Regions from separate parts of the Homo sapiens genome. Here region 2 is linked to region 1. A link is a contact called in ENCODE Hi-C or POLR2A ChIA-PET data. All regions are on one chromosome and are shown on one strand. Each heading gives the region's core, a stretch centred on a gene start or an enhancer-like site at or near the end of the contact. The rest is flanking DNA. Distances are from core to core; before and after follow the strand shown.

Evidence for each region. A loop is a pair of places that touch in the nucleus more often than their neighbours do. ChIA-PET counts read pairs that join two places held with the same protein, here RNA polymerase II (POLR2A). Pooled maps may share reads with other maps.
Region 2: a pooled map shows a loop between it and region 1 (8-fold over the local background). The contact joins the promoter of AP1S1 here to the promoter of AGFG2 in region 1. A Hi-C loop is called at or near these places in 1 of 168 maps with a recorded cell type or tissue (posterior vena cava) and 7 of 50 pooled maps. POLR2A ChIA-PET finds 5 or more read pairs at or near these places in 1 of 52 experiments (activated naive CD8-positive, alpha-beta T cell).

What each region holds. Positions count from the first base shown.
Region 1 is chr7:100,535,855-100,542,247 of GRCh38, reverse strand. AGFG2 (ArfGAP with FG repeats 2) reads right to left here and starts at 3,045. Exons shown (of 12, transcript NM_006076.5): 1 at 2,681-3,045. The coding sequence starts at 2,901. RefSeq lists silencers at 41-130, 2,685-2,984, 3,035-3,314 and an enhancer at 3,194-3,695.
Region 2 is chr7:101,149,333-101,155,725 of GRCh38, reverse strand. It overlaps AP1S1 (adaptor related protein complex 1 subunit sigma 1), which reads right to left and starts at 1,250. Exons shown (of 5, transcript NM_001283.5): 1 at 1,209-1,250. The coding sequence starts at 1,211. RefSeq lists enhancers at 344-844, 1,164-1,458 and a silencer at 1,269-1,508.

The sequences.
Region 1 (6,393 bases), core at 1,796-4,295:
GATCAGGAGTTCGAGACCAGCCTGACCAACATGGCAAAACCCCGTCTCTACTAAAAATACAAACATTAGCCAGATGTGGTAGCGCGTGCCTGTAGTCTCAGCTACTCAGGAGGCTGAGGCAAGAGAATTGCTTAAACCCAGGAGGCAGGGGTTGCAATGAGCCGAGATCGCGCCATTGCACTCCAGCCTAAGCAACAGAGTGAGACTCCATCTCAAAAAAAGAAAAAAGAAACCAGGTTTTTAACGTGTCCCAGATACCTTAGCTTTCTTTGTGTCCTGATTGAGGGGTATTATAAGGGAAATGTTATCTGTGGGACACTTTAACAAAGATCTACAAAATAATGATAACAATGTCAGCACTTCCCAGTTACTCAATTTTATCCATCAGTTTCATCCTTCTGCTTCTCATAGCAGGATCTTCAGGAATCAGCTCTTTCTCTTTCTACTTTACCCTATACATACTCCTTTTTTTTTTTTTTTTGTGAGACAGAGTCTCGCTCTGCGACCCAGACTGGAGAGTGCAGTGGTGCGATCTCGGCTCATTGCAACCTCCACCTCTTGGGTTCAAGCAATTCTCTTGCCTCAGCCTCCTAAGTAGCTGGGATTACAGGCACCTGCCACCATGCCTGGCTAATTTTTGTATTTTTAGTAAGAGATGAGATTTCGCCATGTTGGCCAGGCTGGTCTCGAAACTCCTGACCTCAAGTGATCTGCTCACCTTGGCCTCCTATACATACTGAGCCACCGAGCCCGACCCCTATACATACTCCTAAACGTTGCTCAATCTCTCCCCAGAGTTCTTCACCCACTCTCGAGTCTCTATCCTCTTGCTTCATTTCAGTCCATCTCAGTTTATGACACATTACTGTTTGGGTTCTCAATCATTATCCCAAGAGCCACGATGACTTTTACTTAGACCAAAGTCAAGTTCATCCTTACAACCCACAAGTGAGGTTGATCAGAACCCAGAGAGAAGTTTAGCAAAGGAGGTTAAAACGAAGTAAATAATTCCAAACGGTATCTTGAGAAAACTAAATCCTCATTGCTGGTCTGCCATGATCATCACTAATATCAAACAACAAATGTTGGAAACCGCAATGCCCATATGGCACTGGATAAGTTACGAAACCTCTCTTTGCTTCTGTTCTCCCATCTGTCTTGCAAGAACAATAGTGCTCGCTCCCTGGCTCCTAAAGGTATCAAGACAGGGAAAGCTTTTTTTTTTTTTTTTTTTTTTGAGACAGTGTCTTGCTCTGTCGCCAGGCTGAAGTGCAGTGGCGCAATCTCAGCTCACTGCAACCTCCACCTCCCGGGTTCAAGTGATTCTCCTGCCTCAGCCTCCCAAGTAGCTGGGAGTACAGGTGCGCGCCACCACACCCAGGTAATTTTTGTATTTTTAGTAGAGATGGGGTTTCACCATGTTGGCCAGGATGGTCTCGATCTCTTGACCTCATGATCTGCCTGCCTCGGCCTCCCAAAGTGCTAGGATTACAGGCGTGAGCCACAGCGCCTGGCTGGAAAGCATTTTTTAAAAAACAAAACAAAAACAACAGTGTCTTAAAATAAGACTAAAAAATTGTCAAAATAAATCCCTTGACAAACTTATTAAAAAACAGAGATCCAGGCCTGATATCAGATGTTAATCATGCATCTAACCAAATAATATCTTAATTTGGGAGTAGGAGGAGTGCAGAGGGGAGTGGAGGGGGCTTTACTATATAACCAGAAATCTAGGCTAGAATTGTGGCTGTAAATTCACTCTGGCATGACCGAACAGTACCAATGCCAAGAGTAGCACTCAGATGATGCACCAAAGCCCCCCCAAAATCTAGAGTTTCCTGGATGCTACCACCAGGATCCAGTCATGGCAACAGGGATCTTAAAGGTGTAAATGATTAACCTTCAGGATGGCTCACCTAGACGTGCAAACGTTTGAAAAAGCTAAGCTCTCTACCAGGGTAACCCATTGGCTCTCATCTCTTAGATTTCGTAAGAGTTTTACCTTCTGGGTAACATTTCAAAGCCCTGCTAAGATTAGTATCTACACCTGAACTCTGGACCATGGCTCCCTTCCAGCCACTATCTCTAGGCTGTCAATCGGGGTTAATTCGCTTTTTTTTTTTTTTTTAATCCTGTACTCTAATCATAGGAATTTCAACCAAGTTTCAGCTGGCTTCTGCATCTCACACTCCAGCAGGGACACAAGCCCGAAGGAAGAAAGGTGCCCGTCCATCTCCAGGCCGGCTTTCCCCACCTTTTTCCTTTTTGCTTTCCACCTGCATGAAGTTCCCTCTAAAGGTGCATGTCATTTTCTGGCCCTTTAAGTCCCGACACCCCATCCCACTCCGAGTTCCCTTCCATCCTCCGCACTTTCTCCCTCCCCACTTGCAGTTTGCCTCGACCCCCTCGGGGAGTTTCTCGGTCCCTCTCCGGGCGTCTTTCTGCACCCGTACCCTTCTCTCCGCAGAGCGACTCCGGCCTTGCTTCCTCTCCCCTGCCCTTTCCCCTCCCCACCACACCGCTGCAGCAGACGACCCCGTCCCCACAGCCGGCGCGTTCCCTGACCTCCCCTCCGCCCCTCACCTCGGCCCCCTTCCCTCGCGCCCCGGAGCCCCGGCCTCCCCACCCCGCCCCCGGGTCCCCCCACGCCGACCTCGGCCACTCCCTCCCGGTCACTCACAGGAGGCCGGAGCAGGTGGTGCACACGAAGCTGCCCACGGTGATATCCACGTAGGTGACCCCGCGCTGGGCGCACTCGAAGCAGTGGCGGTTCCCGGCCTGGCTGCAGCCACCCAGCTCCCGCACCCGACGGCACCACACCTCCGAGGCCGCCTCCGCCTCCGCCTTGCCCCCGCTGACCCCGCCGCCCGGGCCCGGGCCCTTCTTCGCCGCCATCACCATCGCTGCCCACTCCCTCCCCGCTAGTCAGCAATCACCCCTTCAACCACTGCCGCCTTCCCGCCTCCTCAGCCGCCTCCGCACGCCCGGCTCCCCTGACAGAAGCTCGGGAGCGGGCGGCATCCGCAGGAGACTTCGCCGTCCACCACCCTCCTTGCCCGTCCTGCACACTGATTGGCTAGGTTTCTCCCACCTCCTTACTCCGATTGGCCCTCCCTGGGACGGCCTCCGGTTGCTGGAGCCGCCAATGCCCCGCCCCACCGCCTTCAGGCCTCAGGCCTCTCCTATTGGCCGGCAGAGACCCCAGCAGCGAGAACCGTGCGTGCCCTCTCCTTGTCCCCGCCCCCTCTCGCCGCTGCCTCCACCGTGGCCCGCCTCCTAGTTCCGATTGGTGAGTCCTCGGCACTCGGGCTCCGACGCTAATTTTGATTGGCTGGCGGGGCTGCAAAGTTAGCGCGCGAGACAGAGGAGGTGCCCCGCGCGTGCGTAGCTGTCGTCCTCCCGACTGATGACGTTAATTCCCGGCAAATTTCAAAGGCTTACTCTAGACTGTGTAGAGTGTCATGCAAAGCCGAAGAGAAGTGGCCATGTGAGGGGCTGAGCAGGAGGGGGAAAGAAGAGAGCGCTTAAGGGAGAGAGGGAGAGGGAGCAAGAGTGCTTTACTAGACCAGTGCTCTAATTCCTGAGCCACAGAGCGAAGGGAGTGCTTTATAAATGTCATTTCATTCGCTCCGCCTATCCCAGAGGTGGAATCCCCATTTTACACCCTTAGGTTCAACAACTTGCGGCAGATCACACGAGTGCGTGGCCCAGGATTCCACTCTGGGTCTTCCAACTTTAGAAACCCTGCCTTTAACCCTCCTAGTAGGTGGACTATTATTCGATTATTCATTTAACAAACACTGAGTGTCTGCTAGGTTTCAGGCACGTTCTAGACACTGGGAATAGAATACAGCAGCGAAGCAATCAAACAAAATATTCTTATAGAGCTTAGTTTCTAGTAGGGGGAAGCAAACAATACACAAATTAAAGAATCACCAGTTAGTAATAAATCCTACGCAGAGAATTAAAATCACATCTTGGAAAAGACTTTTTGGGTACTTTTTTAATTTTTTAATTTAATTTTAATTTTTTGAGATGGAGTCTCACTCTGTTGCCCAGACTGGAGTGCAGTGGCACGATGTCAGCTCACTGCAACCTCTGCCTCCTGGGTTTAAGCAATTCTCATGCCTCAGTCTCCTGAGTAGCTGGGATTACAGGCGGCCACCACCACCCCCAGATAATTTTTGTATTTTTATTATTATGATTATTATTATTTGAGATGGAGTCTCGCTCTGTCGCCCAGGCTGGAGTGCAGTGGCACGATCTCGGCTCACTGCAAGCTTCGCCTTCTGGGTTCACGCCATTCTCCTGCCTCAGCCTCCCGAGTAGCTGGGACTACAGGCACCCGCCACCACGCCTGGCTAATTTTTTTGTATTTTCAGTGGAGACGGGGTTTCACCGTGTTAGCAAGGATGGTCTCGATCTTCTGACCTCGTGATCCGCCGGTCTTGGCCTCCCAAAGTGCTGGGATTACAGGCGTGAGCCACCGCGCCCGGCCAATTTTTGTATTTTTAGTAGAGACAGGATTTCACCATGTTGGCCAGGCTGGTCTCAAACTCATGGCCTCAAGTGAGCCTCCCGCCTTGGCGTCCCAAAGTGCTGGGATTACAAGCATGAGCCACAATGCCTGGCCACCTGTTGGGTACTTCAGATTGGGTTGGTCACCATTTTTAAAACAATTACTTTTTTTTTGAGACAGGGTCTCGCTTTATCACCCAGGCTGGAGTGCAGTGACACAATCATGGCTCACTGCAGCCTCAACCTTCTGGACTCAAGTGATCCTTCCACCTCAGCCTTCCAAGTAGCTGGGAGTACAGCTGTGCACCACCATGCCTGGCGAATTTTTAAAAATTTTTTGTAGAGATTGGGTCTCACTATATTGCCCAGGCTGGTCTGGACCTCCTGGGCTCAAGTGATCCGCCCACCTCAGCCTCCATCTCCCAGGTTCAAGCGATTCTCCTGCCTCAGCCTCCCAAGTAGTTGGGATTACAGGTGCGTGCCACCATGTCCAGCTAATTTTTGTATTTTTAGTAGAGATGGGGTTTCACCATATTGGCCAGGCTGGTCTTGAAGTCCTGACTTCAAATGATCCACCCACCTTGGCCTCCCAAAGTGCTAGGATTACAGACGTGAGTCACCGCACCCGGCCTCTTTTTGTTTTGTTTTGTTTTTTTTGTTTTTTTTTTTTTTTTTGAGACAAGGTCTTGCTCTGCTGCCCAGGTTGGAGGGCAGTGGCACAATCATACCTCACTGCAGCCTCAACCTCCCCAGTTCAAGTGATCCTCCCACCTCAGTCTCCAGGGTAGCTGAGACTACAGGCGCACACCACCATGCCTGGCTAATTTTTGATTTTTTGTAGAGAAGGGGTCTCACTATGTTGTCCAGGCTGGTGGCTGGCAGCCTGCTTTCTCTCTCTCTCTCTTGTTTTTTTCTTTTTGAGACAGGGTCTTACTCTGTCACCCAGGCTGGAGTGCAGTGGCACAATCTTGGCTCACTGCAACCTCCACTTCCTGGGGCTTGAGTGCTCCTCCCACCTCAGCCTCCCGAGTAGCTGGGACTACAGGTGCATGCCACCATGCCCAGCTAATTTTTTGTATTTTTAGCATGTTGGCCAGGCTGGTCTCGAACACCTGAGTTCAGGTCATCTGCCCGCTTTGGCCTCTCAAAGTGCTGGGATTATAGGTGTGAGCCACCGCACCCGGCCCCATTTTTCAATTAATGGCACCATGAGCCACCTAGTTGCCCAAAGCAAAAATCTAGAGCTACTCTCTTCAATACGGCAGCCACTAATCATATGTGGCTATTTAAGTTTAAATTAAATTAAAATGGGCTGGGCGTGGTGGCTTATGCCTGTAATCCCAGCATTTTGGGAGGCCGAGGCAGGCGGATCACGAGGTCAGGAGTTCGAGAAAAGCCTGGCCAACATAGTGAAACCCTTTAATCTACTAAAAATACAAAAATTAGCCAGGCATGGTGGCAGGCACCTGTAATCCCAGCTACTTGGAAGGCTGAGTCAGGAGAATTGCTTGAACGTGGGAGGTGGAGGTTGCAGTGAGCTGAGATCGCGCCATTGCACTCCACCCTGGGTGACAGAGCGAGACTGTCTCAAAAAAAAAAAAAGAAAGAAAGAAAGAAGAAGGAAAGAAAAAGAAAAGGAAAGGAAAAGGGGAGACTAAAGGAGGAGTAGGTTAGGGCAGGGCCTAACCTACTGGGCCATGGACCAGTACCTGTCTGTGGCCTGTTAGGAACCAGGCCACGCAGCAGGAAGTAAGTGGTGGGCAAATGAGCAAAGCTGCATCTGTATTTACAGCCACTACCCATTGCTCCCATTACCGCCTGAGCTCTGCCTCCTCTCAGATCCGCAACAGCATTAGATTCTCATAGGAGCACGAA
Region 2 (6,393 bases), core at 1-2,500, 620 kb before region 1:
TTAATGATCTCCCAAACATATCATCCTCCAGTGCCAGGCCTATGCCCAGGGGTATCCTCCTCTGTAGTATGTATCTCCAACACCACACAGGGTATGCAGATGCCCAAATCCTATCTTCCTCTCTGCAGGCACCCAGGCATTTGGTCTTCGACATTTCTCTTTAACTTTTCTTCCTTTTAGGGTGCCTCCTGCTAAGCGCCCACTCCTCCCCAGACACCAGGTGACCAATTTCCCTCAGTTAGGGCCCCGCCACCCAGGGGGTTCCCCTAAAAGAATGTCTGCAGAACAGACAGCAAGCTGGGTCAAGTGGGATGGAAGACAGAACCCTCACTGCCCAGTGTACCCCAGCTTCCCAGTTCCGGGGGGTCTGGGCCACATCCTGGAGTCTTCTCCTTACCCCAGTAGCTCTTCTATTCATGGACATGCCCAGGCTTGGAATCCCTGGGTGTGTGGCACTGTACTAGCTTAGTAAGTGAAAAATCAGAATTCAGGAGAACTGATTTTTTTGGTGGAGGGGAAAAGAGGGGCGCTGGGGAGCCTCGTGCGGCGCTCAAATAGGGGGGTGGGGAGCAAGCAGGAAGACGGAAGGCCTGGATTCCGGAAAGAGAATGGGAAGGGGGGCAGAGAGCCCCGGAGCCCGGGATCCCAAAGCCTGGGTCCCTCGGAGAAAAACCACGAGTCCACTTCGCTTCCCTACCTGGGCCCAGCCTCTAGGCAAGCACGGCCACGAACGCAGTAGGGCGCTCCCTTTTCCGACCCGGAAACTCCCCTCCCACACCCCTCTCCCCACCCGGGTCCCCGCTCCCGCCTGTGCAGCCCGGGAAGGGGGTCTCGGTGACTGGTGACCCCCGCTCCCTCCCTCAGCAAAGAGACTCCCGCAACCCTCTGCTTCGGGCGGCTTCCCTGCAGCGGGGATCGAGGGACCCCAGGGGCCAAGACCAGAGCGCCCCTCCCGGCTCGGGACGGCCCCGCCGCCCCTTCGTCAGCCCCCGCTCGCCCTGCAAATGCGCCCCCTCCCCGCCCCTCTCCCGAATGCCACCTCCCCCTCTTCCTCCCGAGCCCGGCTCGCCCACCCGCCGAGGCAAGGGAGGCCTCTGAGGACCAGAGGGAAGACAGGGCGGTTCACCCCGAGGGCGGCCCCCGAGGACCCCCGCAGGTGCAGCCCACGCCCCTCGCTTCCCCCTCCCCTCCCTCTTCGCACAGCCTACCATCCTGCAGCCTCCGGCTCGGCGCGTCCCACTTCGGCCACCGTAGGCGCCAGTCCCACTCCCTTTCTTATCCTTTCTCCTGCTGCCCTCCCTCTCGCCCGAAGCCCCGCCCCGTCCCGCCCAGGCTCTGACTCCCGGCGCGCCACGCACTGCGCAGGCGCCGACGCCGCGGGGAGCGCGGGCGGGGCTGGAGGCGGAGAAGCGGAAACCATGGCAACCAGGTCCTTGACTGCAGCTTCTAGGAGCCCGGTCGTCATGGTAACGCGGCTGTCCTGTGGGCTGGTTGGAGGATGGGGGAGGAGGACAATAAGGTCCTCGCGCTTTGGAGCCTTGTGGGGCAAAAAGGCGGGAAAAGGGGTGAGAGGTGAATGGGACGATCATTGGAGTTCGAAGCAGCAGGCAGGACTCCTGGAAGGGGAGTGGGCCGTGAAAAGGGAGCAGGGTGGGAATTAAGTGTAGGGGAGGAGGAGTGACCTGGAAAACAGAAAGACAAAGGGTCATGAGAAAAGTATAGAACCCAAGCTGAATATCTATTGAAAGCGTGATAGATACACCCCTCTAGTTTTTTTCTTTTTAGAGACAGGGTCTGGCCGCGTCACCCAGGTTGGAGTGCAGTGGTGGGATCGTGACTCTCTGCAGCCTTGAACTCCTGGCCTCAAGCGATCCTCCCGCCTCAGCCTCCTGAGTAGCTGGGACTACAGACGCACACCGTCATGCCCAGCTAATTTTTAATTTTTTTTTAGTAGAGACGGGGGTCTTACTATGTTGCCCAGGCTGGTCTCGAACTCTTGGGTTCAAGAGACCCTCCCGCCTCGGTTTCCCAAACTGCTGGGATTACAGGCGTGAGCCACCGCGCCTGGCTTCTGATTTTACAGTAAGAGAAATGTGTAGAAAAAGAATAAAAGAGAAAAGGAGAGGCTGCTATAAAAGGCATGTAAGGAGAAGGGGGAGGAACGTGAACTGAGGCAAAAGGGGAAGAAATAAAGAGCGTCTTAAAAGGTTAACTTGGGTCAAAACTCAAAAAGGGACAGATGTCACCCAAATCTCAGTGTGAAGATGAGGTGGATGTACGTTGTAATATGGGCTTTTAAACTGAATGTGTGTGTGTGTCTACATGTTACTGGAAAAAGGGGTCCCGATCCAGACCCCAAGAGAGAATTCTTGGATCTCATGCAGGAAGGAACCCAAAGCAAGTCGTAGAGTGCGATGAGAAGAGAGAGTTTATTGAAAGCTACACCCTTACGGAGTAGGGCGTCCTCAGAAAGCAAACAGAGGAACACACTGTCTTAAGTTTTTCTTTTCTTTCTTTCTTTTTTTTTTTCTTCTTTTTTTGAGACAGGGTCTTACTCTGTTGCCCAGGCTGGAGTGTAGTAGCATGATCATAGTTCACTGCAGCCTCCACCTCCTGAGCTCAAGCGATCCTCCCACTTCAGTCTCCCAAGTAGCTAGGACTACAGGCATGCACCACCACAGCCAGCTAATAGTTGTATGTTTTGTAGACACAGGGTATTGTCATGCTACCCAAGCTGGTCTGGGACTCCTGGACTCAAGGTATCCACACTCCTCAGCCTCCCAAAGTGTTGGGATTACAGGTATGAGCCACCGCCCCTGACCTTTAAGTTTTTCTTATATAGGGGTCTTGTTTTTGTAGAGACTAAACTAAGCCGAGTCAATGTGCAGATGGGCCAATGGCATGACAAAATTTATTATTCTGTTAATTTAACTATCCTTGACATTCTAGTAGGTAAGTACATCAAAGCAAAACTTAATTATCTTTCTTCCTTTTTTTTTTTTCTTGAGACAGAGTCTTGATCTGTTGCCCAGGCTGTAGTGCAGTGGCGTGATCTCAGCTCACTGCAACCTCCACCTCCTGGGTTCAAGCCATTCTTGTGTCTCAGCATCCCTAATAGCTGGATTACAGCTACATCCTTTCACCTCAGCCTCCCAAGTAGCTGTGACTGCAGGCATGAACCAGTGCATCCAATTAATTAAAAAAATATTTTGTTGTAGAGATGGGGTCTCACTACTGGGATTGTAGGCATGTGCTACGACACCCAGCTAATTTTTGTATCTTTAGTAGAGAGGGGGTTTTGCAATGTTGGCCAGGCTGATCTCGAACTCCTGGCCTAAAGCAATCCTGCCTTAGCCTCCACACCCAGCCAGAACTATAATTATCTTAAAGGCACATATTGTTATGGGTATTGGGGCATCTGGATTTTCTGTAGTTGGAGGAGTCTGTCCTTGCAGGTATCTTTAAGCTGTTTCCCCAACTGTAAACAGCTTTGGGTTGTGACTGACAAGGAATGTGCCTTGTTAGTTTCAAGATGGAGCTGAACTTAAAATGGCTTTATGCTGGCTCTCTGAGGCTCCTGCTTCCCTAGCACAAATGATAAAGTAAAGAGGTCTGGATAGAAGGATAAGAGAAAATCTTAAATTTTGTCATGCAGAAAAGTTAATGGTAGATAATTGTTGGCAACTAATGTGCTATTATTTTTGAGTAGCACATGATGCAATTGTTGGTAAGGCCTCACCTCCTGTCTCCACTTTATTTATTTATTTTGTGTATTTATTTTTTTGAGATGGAGTCTTGCTCTGTTGCCCAGGCTGGAGTGCAGTGGCACAATCTCGGCTCACTGCAACCTCCACCTCCCGGGTTCAAGTGATTCTCCTGATTCAGCCTCCTGACTCAGCCTTCTGTCTCAAAAAAAAAAAAAAAAAAAGAGGACAGTAGTACATATCTTGCAAGGTGGTTCTGAGGATTAGAGGTAATGTATAGCAAGTATCTGTAAACACTTCATAATGGTACCTATCATTTCCTCTTCCCAGACTCTTCCTTTTTTTTTTTTTTTTTTGTTGTTGTTGTTGTTGTTGAGACGGAGTCTCGTTCTTGTTGCCCACGCTGGAGTGCAGTGGCACGATCTCGGCTCACTGCAGCCTCCACCTCCCCGGATCAAGCAATTCTCCTTCCTCAGCCTCCCAAGTAGCTGGGACTACAGATATCTACCACCACACCCCGCTAAGTTTTATTTTTTTAGTAGAGATGGGGTTTCACCACGTTGGCCACGCTGGTCTCAAACTCCTGACCTCGAGTGATCTGCCTGCCTTGGCCTCTCAAAAGTTCTGGGATTACAGGTGTGAGCCACCGCGCCCGGGCCCAACTTCTTTCTTCTTTTACTTTTTCTTCTTCCTTTTGCTTTTGTTTTCTTTTCTCCTCTGCCTCCACCTTAGGCTTTTCAACACCATCGTCTAAGATATATGACATATACTAGTGGAATATCTTACCAGTGGCATAGATTATTGGCTGCCTGAACTATTGTGGTGCTACTTATTTATTTATTTATTTATTTTTTTTTTTTGAGACAGACTCTTGCACTGTCGCTCAGGCTGGACTGCAATGGTGTGATCTCGGCTCACTGCAACCTCCACCTCCTGGGCTCAAGTGATTTTCCTGCCTCGGCCTCCTAAGTAGCTGGGATTATAGGTGCATGCCACCACGCCCAGCTAATTTTTGTATTTTCAGTAGAGACGGGGTTTCACTATGTTGGCCAGGCTGGTCTCGAACTCCTGACCTCGTGATCCACCCGCCTCGGCCTCCCAAAATGCTGGGATTACAGGTGTGAGCCACCAAGCCCGGCAGCTATTTATTAGGTCAAGAATAAGATGGCACAGACAGTTAGCTGGCTGGACTATCCTGGTTGTGGGGAAAAGCAAGACAGATCAGATTGTTACTGTGTCTGTGTAGAAAGAAGTAGACATAGGAGACTCCATTTTGTTCTGTACTAAGACAAATTCTTCTGCCTTGAGTTTCTGTTAATCTATGACCTTACCCCCAACCCCGTGCTCTCTGAAACATGTGCTGTGTCAAACTCAGGGTTAAATAGATTAAGGGCGGTGCAAGATGTGCTTTGTTAAACAGATGCTTGAAGGCAGCATGCTCCTTAAGAGTCATCACCACTCCCTAATCTCAAGTACCCAGGGACACAAACACTGCGGAAGGCCGCAGGGACCTCTGCCTAGGAAAGCCAGGTATTGTCCAAGGTTTCTCCCCATGGGATAGTCTGAAATATGGCCTCGTGGGAAGGGAAAGACCTGACTGTCCCCCAGCCCGACACCCGTAAAGGGTCTGTGCTGAGGAGGATTAGTATAAGAGGAAGGCATGCCTCTTGCAGTTGAGACAAGAGGAAGGCATCTGTCTCCTGCCCGTCCCTGGGCAATGGAATGTCTTGGTATAAAACCCGATTGTACGTTCCATCTACTGAGATAGGGAAAAACCGTCTTAGGGCTGGAGGTGGGACATGCGGGCAGCAATACTGCTTTGTAAAGCATTGAGACGTTTATGTGTATGCATATCTAAAAGCACAGCACTTGATTCTTTACCCTGTCTATGATGCAAAGACCTTTGTTCACGTGTTTGTCTGCTGACCCTCTCCCCACTATTGTCTTGTGACCCTGCCACATCCCCCTCTCGGAGAAACACCCATGAATGATCAATAAATACTAAGGGAACTCAGAGGCTGGCGGGATCCTCCATATGCTGAACGCTGGTTCCCTGGGTCCCCTTATTTCTTTCTCTATACTTTGTCTCTGTGTCTTTTTCTTTTCCAAATCTCTCGTTCCACCTAACGAGAAACACCCACAGGTGTGGGGGGCAACCCACCCCTTCACCTGGTATCATTTGTAGGTCAAGAATAAGATCAATAAAGCAAGTTGTTAGGATTAGAAAGGATAAATCATATGGAATGAAAGCAAGGACTAGAAGTATGGCCGGGCGCAGTGGCTCGTGCCTGTAATCTCAGAACTTTGGGAGGCGGAGGCAGGTGGATGACCTGAGGTCAGGAGTTCAAGACCAGCCTGGCCAACGTGGTGAAACCCTGTCTCTACAAAATACAAAAAAATTAGCTAGGGGTGATGGCGGGTGCCTATAATCCCAGCTGCTCGGGAGACTGAGGCTAGGGAATCACTTGAACCCGAGAGGCAGAGGTTGCAGTAAGCCTAGATCGTGTCATTGTACTTCACTCCAGACAGAGCAAGACTCTGTCTCAAAAAAAAAGAAAAAAAGAAAAAAAGGAAATGTGCTTAGGAGAGAGATGAGAAGGTATAAGGAAGGAATGAGTGGTATGAGTGGTGAGATAAATAAAGCAGGCTGGGTGTGGTGGCTCAGGCCTGTAATCCCAGCACTTTGGGA